2 separate regions of the Homo sapiens genome follow, and region 1 is linked to region 2. Evidence: chromatin contacts called from ENCODE Hi-C or POLR2A ChIA-PET data. All regions are on one chromosome and are shown on one strand. Each heading gives the region's core, a stretch centred on a gene start or an enhancer-like site at or near the end of the contact. The rest is flanking DNA. Distances are from core to core; before and after follow the strand shown. Region 1 has its middle 17 kb from the start of LINC00544. Region 2 overlaps LINC00297 (long intergenic non-protein coding RNA 297).

Evidence for each region. Hi-C counts contacts between places; a loop is a spot of excess contacts on that map. ChIA-PET counts read pairs that join two places held with the same protein, here RNA polymerase II (POLR2A).
Region 1: a loop to region 2 is called in a map of endothelial cell of hepatic sinusoid, with 2.5 times the contacts of the local background. The contact joins two enhancer-like sites. A Hi-C loop is called at or near these places in 1 of 168 maps with a recorded cell type or tissue (endothelial cell of hepatic sinusoid). POLR2A ChIA-PET finds 5 or more read pairs at or near these places in 5 of 52 experiments (AG04450, H1, activated CD4-positive, alpha-beta memory T cell and 2 more).

What each region holds. Positions count from the first base shown.
Region 1 is chr13:29,951,240-29,956,255 of GRCh38, forward strand. No RefSeq gene overlaps it. Among named protein-coding and RNA genes, the nearest start is that of LINC00544, 17 kb to the left of the region's middle. Within about 2 kb of position 3,297, at least 5 of the 41 ENCODE cell types and tissues checked have a DNase peak (open chromatin) inside an H3K27ac peak, as active enhancers do.
Region 2 is chr13:29,883,018-29,887,671 of GRCh38, forward strand. The region is part of intron 1 of LINC00297 (long intergenic non-protein coding RNA 297); the gene reads right to left. Among named protein-coding and RNA genes, the nearest start is that of LINC00297, 3.1 kb to the right of the region's middle. Within about 2 kb of position 1,879, at least 3 of the 41 ENCODE cell types and tissues checked have a DNase peak (open chromatin) inside an H3K27ac peak, as active enhancers do.

The DNA of each region.
Region 1 (5,016 bases), core at 2,047-4,546, 70 kb after region 2:
AAAAATACAAAAATTAGCCAGGCATGGTGGTGCATGCCTGTAATCCCAGCTAATCAGGAGGTTGAGGCAGGAGAATCATTTGAACCCAGGAGGCGGAGGTTGCAGTGAGCTGAGATTGTGCCATTGCACTCCTGCCTGGGCAAAAGAGCAAGACTCTGTCTCAAAAAAGAAAAAAAAAAAAAAAGAACTACCTGAGACTGGGCAATTTATGAAGAAAAGAGGTTTAATTGGCTCATGGTTCTGCAGGCCATACAGGAAGCCTGGCTAGGGAGGCCTCGGGAAACTTACTTTCATGGCAGAAGACAAAGGGGAAGCAGGCACGTCCTACATGTTTGGAGCAGGAGGAAGAGAGCGAAGGGGGAGGTGCTATATACTTTTGAGGTCTCTTGAGAACTCGATCACAAGACAGCACTAGGGTGGTGGTGCTAAACCATTAGAAACCACCTCACGATCCAATCACCTCCCACCAGGCCCCACCTCCAACATTGAGAATTAAAATTCAACATGAGATTTGGGTGGGGACACAGAGACAAACCCTATCAGTCTGGGATTGGAATCCATGTCTAGTTGACTCCAAAGTGTGTACTTTTAATCACTATAAACATTGTCCTGCCAAGCATAGAATCTTGAGAGTCTGGGGGATGCAGTGACCAGGGTGATCAACTATTTCGAAACACACAGGGGTCTAAACACCCTTCCTCAGCTTCCTATCCTAGCAACTTAGCTCAGCACGCCCCAGCCATTTCCATAGTATCTAAGGAACACCGAAAGGCAGGAGGCTCAGTTAAATTTTTATTAAACTCATCACTTTCTTTTTAATAAGGGATATTGAACCACACCCAGTATAAGCCTCACTCCAATTTAGTGATTCAGTACAGCACTGCTTGATGTGACGAAGGCCTTCTTGACTCTAAGGTTTAGGAGAATTTCATGGAAGAGGAAATTAGGCTCACTCTGTCCACCCCAAGTGGTAAAGATGTTGAGAATTCTCATCCCAGGGTTTGGAACAGCCTGCACAGCTAAAATAAAGTAGAAAGAAAACCCATTTCCTATTTACCATTTTTATTTCTTCAGAGAGTTAAACATATCTATTTTCTCGCCCTCCAAGTTTTTTCTCTATTATTTCAGAGAACGCCCTCATGTCTTATTACCAGATAAGACACAGCCCTTGCAGACTCCTAAAGACAAGCGGCCTCATTGTGCAGGATGTCCTGTTAGTTTTAGGCTTCTGAGGAGACAAGCTGGGCAAGGGATTGTATTAGCACACACATTGCTCCACCCAGCCTTTCTTTGAATTTTTTTTTTTTTCATTCAAAGTCTCCAAAGGCTGAAACAGAGACTATAGGTCTCAGGAGAACATCCGTAATACCAATTCCTTCAGTGGCAGTAGGTTAGAGTGATTGTAGTAGAAGCCACACGATCTTTAAAAATAATTGCTTTGACAATGATGGATATAGGAATGGACAACAAAATCTGCCCTCCTGTTACCTTCTTGCAAGTATTTGCTGGTTTAGATAACTTGCAAGTTATTTTCCCCAGGCCTGGTTGGTCTCAGCCAGGAAAAACCTACTCACAGCAATGGCTCTGGCCATACTGCTTAGAAATTGCTGGTGCCAAGGGATGTGATGATGGTCTATGTGCTTTTCTCAACATCGTTTTTTATGCCAACATATCAGAAAGATAATATTCTTGTCCTGGTGTGCTTAGAAAGTAACTCTAGCAACTAAACTATAATGATGAGTACAGTAAATGGGTCACCCCTTTCTTTAAAGAGAAAATTGCTCAAAGTTCTCTGGGAAGTATGGGGGTTTTCCATGACTAGAATGAATCCATGGTTTTCTTAAGAAAAAAATCTAAAGAAATACAACATAAAGCATGCAAGGAGTCTATGCATTTCATGGCAATCTTAGCTCGTTCTGGGAAACAACTGTTGTTAGTAAAGCCTCATACGATGCATTCATTCAGCCATTCAACAAATATTAATTAGGAATTGACTTCTTCCACAGTTTGTGCTTGGTACTAGGTAAAATTAAAAAAGAAGCAGAGCCTGTAATCCTAGCACTTTGGGAAGCTGAGGCCAGGGGATCACCTGAGATTAGGAGTTCGAGACTAGCCTAGCCAACAATGCAAAACTCCATCTCCACTAAAAAAAAAATACAAAAATTGACCAGGCATGGTGGCAGGTGCCTATAATCCCAGCTACTCAGGAGGCTGAGGCAGGAGAATCACTTGAACCCTTGATGGGGTGGTGGGGGAGAGGTTGCAGTGAGCTGAGATTGCACCACTTCACTCCAGGCTGGGCGAAAGAGCAGAACTCTGTCTCAAAAAAAAAAAAAAAAAAAAAAAGCAGAGATGTTGTCTCAACCCAAGCTGGGCTGCTGAAACTGAGGACCTTACATTCCAGTGGGCAGGCACCGGGTACAGAGGTAGAGCTTGGGTTCCAGTGACAAGCCAGAAACTAGCTTGGGATGACTCTGAAGAATACCCTTACGTCAATATAGCTGGTATTGTACCAACACATTTAGGTCCAGAAATTGATTGCGCAATGGCATAACGGGGGAGATCTGCTTTAATTGCCATCAGTTCTGTTTTCAAAATATCTGGACTTTTTCTTCGGCCAAAAGCTCATGTGATCCAACAGAGTAATGCAGTCGCTTTAAAAAGCGAATGTAATTGTAAGCTCCATTAAATAAAAATACCGTGTCCAGATAATAAGTAACAGTAACACTATATGCTGGTCAGATGATAATTGGAAAATAATGTTCGCTACAAGGCATTATAATTAAGATGTCTCATTTAGAAAGGCAGGGTGGAGGTGCTGAGGGCTTTAGAAACGGTTCCTGATCTAGGCTGGCCGGAGGCTCTGAGTGTGTTTAGCTTGGAAGAGAGAAAACAAGGAACTATCTTCCTGTCTTCAAATATTGGAGGAGGTGTTGTGAGGACGAAGGAATAAATCGGTTTTATTTTAGGACAAGACAGAAGAGGAGCAAAGAGTGAGTAAATGTCAAGGGAAAGACAGAGGAAGTAAATAAGGAAGGAAGTGGCAAGGAGGTTGATTTTGAGTTCAATAGACGAAAACAACTTGCTGAAAAAAGCTTTCTAACAAACTAAAGTGCTCAGAATTGGAAATGGCACTCTCCAACAATGGAGAGGTCACTGTCACTTCTCAGAATGTAAGCTACATGGTCATTTGTCAAGGACCTTGAGTTCCAGCATCAGGTAGAATGTTAGCTGTCTAAGTTCTCATTCATCTACAGGACACGGGGCTTCTGCGATGGGCCGGGCTTGTCCTGCGGAGACTGTCGCCAAGGCAGGAAGTGGAACACAAGTACGTGGGCTCCTTGAGCAAAGTGCTGTTAAACAGATGGGACACTCTAGATGCATTAGTTAAAGCCAAGCATGTTTCTAGACACTTCTAGAGAAGGAAACTTTCCCTAACGTCACAGCGGGGTCGGGGGTAAAATGGGCGGGTCTTCGTGAGAAGTGAGCTCCTTCTATGACAGGTATGAAAGAGAAAGCTCGCTGGTTCCAGGTGACAGCTCCCATCGAAAATTCCAGGAGCTGCTCTGGAGGAAATGGTGCTGAGATTTGCAAAGGGCAAAGAACAAATGATGCAAGAGACGGAGGAAATATGGACTCGGCCCAAACACAGTCCCGTCAGGGGCCGTCTGTGGGAATGTGCCGCTGTTCTTGTGCTATTTCAGCGCAAAATATTTAGGAAATAGAGAGACACACAGAATGGCAATTCAAACTGATTCATCTACCTGATTTAAAAAAATAAAATATTGCTTCAGCTTAGTCCAAAATGTAACACATGGAGGTATAACCTTTTAGTTAAAAAATCATTCTTTTTCTTACCATACTGAGAGATCTTTGCCGGTAGAGAAAATGTCCTGTTTATTTTGGTATCCCTAGAGTTTAACATAGAGTCTACATATAGCAAAAGTTTCAATAAACATTTAGTATACCAAACAGAAATGTGATTTTTGGATGGCAGAGGGGTTGAGATATCTGGGCAAGAACAAAGTGTGATTTTCACTTTCTCTGGTCTTCTGTTGTCCCAGCAAAACCTCCCTCTGCTCCAAGGACAGCAGGATGCCCTGAGCTCTTGGTTGCAGCACAGCGTCCTCTAGCCCCCTCCATGGCACCCTCAGCTGACTTACTCACTCATGCATTCAGCAAATGTCCTTTGAGCCCCTACCATGTGCTAGGCTCCATGCCAGGGCTGGGTTATAGTGACAGAAAGACCAGTAGGATCCCTGCTTCCTGCAACTCTTCCTCTGAGTCTGCATTGGTGGGAGTGATGGCATTGGGAGTTGAGTACCTGGCATCAATTAAACAGAAAAAAAAAGTTTCTTTTAAAAATTTCCAATGGAGATGTGAAAGTATATATATATATTTTTTGAGACGGAGTTTCACTCTTGTTTCCCAGGCTGGAGTGCAGTGGTGTGATCTTGGCTCACTGTAACCTCTACCTCCTGGGTTCAAGTGATTCTCCTGCCTCAGCCTCCCAAGTCACTAGGATTACAGGTGCCCACCACTATGCCCGGCTAAGTTTTTTTATTTTTAGTAGAGATGGGGTTTCACCATGTTGGCCAGGCTGGTCTCGAACTCCTGACCTCAGGTTTTATCCACCCACCTCAGCCTCCCAAAGTGCTGGGATTACAGACATGAGCCACCTGGCCCGGCTGTGAAAATATTTTTTTAAAGAACTCTATTCGATAACCTCTGTGATTTGGTATTTATTTGATCCCAAAACATATCCAGATAACAAGTATAAACACAAACAAACAAACAAAAAACACTATGCCCAGAAATACTGATCAATCAGAAGAGGAGTTGATCCAAGCTTTAAGCACTTTTTTTATGTTAAAAAAGTCAGGTGCGGTGTCTCACGCCTGTAATCCTAGCACTTTGGGAGGCCGAGGTGGGTGGATCACCTGAGGTCAGGAGTTCAAGACCAGCCTGACCAACATGGTGAAATCCTGTCTCTCCTAAAAACACCAAAAATTAGCT
Region 2 (4,654 bases), core at 629-3,128:
TCTCTCTCAATCTGCCCTAACCAGTATAGTCCATATACTCTCTCCCAGTATGGGGAATAAAGAAGATATCTGTAAGGCCCAAATGAATAAATTTCTAATGGTGGAATGTTAGGCATGTTGATTAATAAAAGGCACATAAGCAGCAAACTAATATAGTCTGGCTCTGCCTAAATGGGTAGTAATAAATGTGGTACTCTACTGGTCCTAGAACAGTACGCTGCTGTGAGTTCCTAAACCTAAATCTTCTTCACTAATGATCCAACTACCCAGTGTCTTTGGAGCTCTAGATAGCCAGAATGGGGCTAATAGGCATTCAGAAGTTATGTGAAGGAACTTTGAACCATCCTGGGACTATCTCAAGAGAATGCTAACAAGATTGTTTCAGACTTTAGGGATTTCAGTTTCACACGATTTGGATTGAGGGAACTGCAGAAAGATACTAACATCAAATTGGTCAGCCCATTGGGGTTGGGATGAGACTAAGAGTGTCTGTAAGTCAGTACTGTTCAACAGAACTTTCTGCAATGAAGGGAATGTTCTATATCTGTGCTGTCCATTGCATATGGCTATTGAGTACTTGAAATGTGGCTAGTGCAACTGAGGAACTGAATGTTTTAATTTAATTTAATTTAATTTTTATTTATGTGTTTTGAGACAGAATCTCACTCATGTTGCCCAGGCAGGAGTGCAATGGTGTGATCTCGGCTCACTGCAACCTCTGTCTCCCAGGCTTAAGCAATTCTCCTGCCTCAGCCTCTCAAGTAGCTGGGATCACAGGCGTCGCCCCACCATGCCCGGCTAATTTTCATTTTTTGTAGTAGAGACGGGCTTTCACCATGTCGGCCAGGCTGGTCTCGAACTCCTGACCTCAGGTGATCTGCCCGCCTCAGTCTCCCAAAGTGCTGGGATTACAGGGATGAGCCACCGCGTCCAGCCTATTTAATTTTAAATAATATAAGCAACTGCATATGACTAATAAGTACCATATTGGATAGCACAGCTCTAGAATTGTTTTATTTCTAGCTATCATAAATACTTCTGGAGAGCGAGTGCTTAAAATCATATCCAAAAGAGAATGCTGAGGTCAGCCAGGAAAAATGCTGCCAAAATGAGTGGTCATGCACGAGAGGTGATGGCAAGGAATTTGCTGAGCGCAGAGGGCAGGCTAGGGCCAGAGAGAGACAAGGCCAAACCGAGAAGCTGAGGGCAGAGTCACCAGTAGGACACACAGGACCATTGTGGATTTTTCATAGTTCCTGACTTATATTTGATGGTCTTGGGCTTTTTAGAAGGTCCAGCCCTAAGTCCAGAGCAAAGTGAATTAGATTGGTGATAGAAACAGAAGAACACATGTCAGAATGCCCATTGCTAATTCAGCTGCTGATATTTAAATACCAACACACATATTTAAATAAAATTCAGCTTTTTGCTAATATGTCATTTTTTGGTCTTTCCATAGGGTCTTTTTCCCCTGGTGTGAGAATTTTATTTGGCTATGGGAATAAAAAAAATACCAAAAAAAGAAAGCTTGCAATTAAATCAAGGACATTTTCGGTTCAAAGTATTTTTAATTGCACCTAAAGGTTTATGAGTTAACTTTCTTTAAAATAACAAAGTATGTGCAACTCTATTTTTAAAAAATTCATCAGAAAGTCCACCTGACTGTGACTGGCATTTTCTGTTGCCCTGGAGACAGGCTCAAGACTCTGCTCCATTGTTTCAACTTAATGGGACAATACAATAGTCTAGTGTCTTTGGGATCCCGCTGTTTCCTGTGTCTTTAAATTTATCACTATAGATACTGGGTACAATTAACAAAGACTTTGGAAGGAGGAATCCTGAGAGCATTTGACATCACTGAATCATGCCTTTCTAGTTTTTCTCAATGTGAGGCTTTCTTTAGAACTGCAGAAAAAAAAAATCAGAGGAAAACGTAACCACACAGGGAGCTGGTCTTTGAAAATCCTTAAAGTGAAAGGAGTCCTCTATAAGAATTCTTATTTCTCAGCCAAGGCTCAGAGCGGCTACATTACTGGGGATGAGGACTTGGGGAAGAGAAAAATCATCAATGCTACTTCAGCCTTATACTTGTCAGATTAGAAGTGGTTTTTATCCTTCCCCAAAAGGCTCATATTTATGCATATTGGCCACGTCTACACGTGGCAAGAGAGGAAAGCCTATGATTGATTATAAGTGATTATGTCATTGGAGGTGGGGTGGAGGCAAGAGAGCCAATCCTGTACATGCATAGTGTGATTAGCAGAGAAGTCGGCCTATCCAGCTGTGGTGGAGAAAAACCATTCAGGGTAAGTATTCACCACTGAGGAGAACTCTGATTTTGCTAGCCTATTTTCTGGGGTCTTACTATGTAGATCACTTGGGTAATGGATGAATCGAAAGCACATGAGAAAGGGTGGATTGATTTATACTGCAAAGGGCAGAGACTCACACTATGCTAATCCCCAACCCCGCTCCCATTACTGTAGATTGAATCAGAAATCTCTGCAATTGAGGCAAAGCTGTTTTTGCATTGGAAGAGCCCCTCAAATTATTATTATATTAATTCCCAGTAAAGGGCCATTGCCCTACTGGATGCAACCATGGACTAAGTCAGATTTGAAGGTCTATTCAAATAGGCCTTCAAATGTATGTATAAGAGAAGGTAGGACAACAGTGTGTATAGGGGTCAGGTGCAAGGGATTTGGCAGTCAGAGATCACAAAGAGTAGCCGCAGGTGCAGTGGCTCATGCCTGTAATCCCAACACTTTGGGAAGCCCAGGAGGGAAGAACATTTGAAGCCAGAATTTCAAGACCAGCCTCGGCAATGTATTGAAACCCCCATCTCTAAACAAAACAAAACAAAAAAATTAGCTGGGCACTGTGGTGAGCACCTATAGTCCCAGCAACTTGAGAGGCTGAGGTGGGAGAATCACTTGAGCCGGGGAGGCCCAGTGGTGATCCTGCCACTGCACTCCAGCCTGGGCAACAGAGCAAAACTCTGTCCAAAAAAAAAAAAAAGAAAAAAGAAAAGAAAAAAAGTAGCTATAGTGAGATAGGAATCAGACACAGGTGACAAGACCCCGCTGATAAAACAGGATGCAGTATAGAAGCCAGCCAAAACCCACCAAAACCAAGAGGGCAAGGAAAGCAACCTCTAGTCATCCTCATTACTCATTATACACTACTTATAATACATTAGCATACTAAAGGAACCTCCCACCAGCACCAGGACAGTTTACAAATGCCATGGCAACTTCCTGAAGTTACCCTACATGATCCAAAAGGGGGAAGAATCCTCATTTCCAGGACCTCCCCACCTCTTTCCCAGAAAACATGAATAATCCACCCCCTGTTCAGCATCTAATCAAGAAATAACCATAAGTATAGTCAGTCGAGCAGCCCCCAAATGCTACTCTGCCTATGGGGTAGCCACCCTTTTATTCCTTTACTTTTTAAGAAACTTGCTTTCACTTTACTCTGTTGGCTCACTCTTGAATTCTTTCCTATGTGAAGCCAAACACCCACGTGGCCTCCGAGGCTGAGCCCCAGTTTGGGGGTTTACCCTGTGACAATAGTATAGAACATCATTACTCACAGCGGAGTCTGCGGTCCCATAGTATCAGTGTCACCTGGGAGGGAGCTCATTAAAAAACGCAGAACCCTGGGCCATGTCTCAGACCTGTGGGGTCAGAACCCACATTTGAACAACATCCCCGGGTGATTCATGGCAATGTACACATTCAGGTTTGAGAAGCGCCAGCCTCGTGGGAAAGGTGGGCTGGGACCTCCATTCAAATTCTGCCTTTGCCAGTTTCTAGCTGTGGCAGAGACACAGAAGAGGGAAGGCTGTGAGGTCAGGCTGCCCACTTCACACACTACTGGTGTCCCACACATGCGAACCTATGGTCAAGATGTGTGCACGCTCTCAGCTTCCTCACCTGTACCCTGCAGACAATAATACGCCAACAACACTGGGTTGTTATGAGAATAATAAATCCAAATAAAGCACTTATCTGGAAAGTAGCAAGTGCTCAATAAATGCTAGATGCCAATGATTTTTTCTTTAAATGGTATGATGTTGGACAAGACTCTCAACCTCTCTGGACCTCAGGTTCTGTAGTGAGAACATAAGAACAATGATAACTAGTCCCTGGCCTGTGGGAAGGGTTAACAGATGTGTGCTGTATGGTCTGTAAACCTCTACAGAGATGATGATGCTGTTATCAGCAGCCTGTCAGAGGAAGAAGGATAGGTGTGAAGGTGATTCGTGCAGCCAGACCTGGCAAGAAGGCAAAACTCCTGATGGTGGGAGGAAGCTCTGACACGTGCTTGGGCCACTGAGGTTTTTCTGCAGCTCAGGGAAAATCAGACCACCCACAAATACGTGACGAGGTGAAAGGTCAGTGGGCTCATGTCACCCTGTCCTTTGTCTTATTCTCTCCACCTCCACCTAGGGACTGGACTAGACCGCCCAAGAAGGGACATTTGCTTAGTGGCTGCTGGGTAAACAACAACTTTACAGGATTCTGGCCAGTGTGAAACAAGAAGCAACACAGGTTTTCTACCCCGCAGCTTGCCTCAGAGCCCCCCAAGACTTCTCTTTTGCTTTTCTGTCTCACTCCTCTCTTCTTCTGACATATCCAGTCCCTTTGTA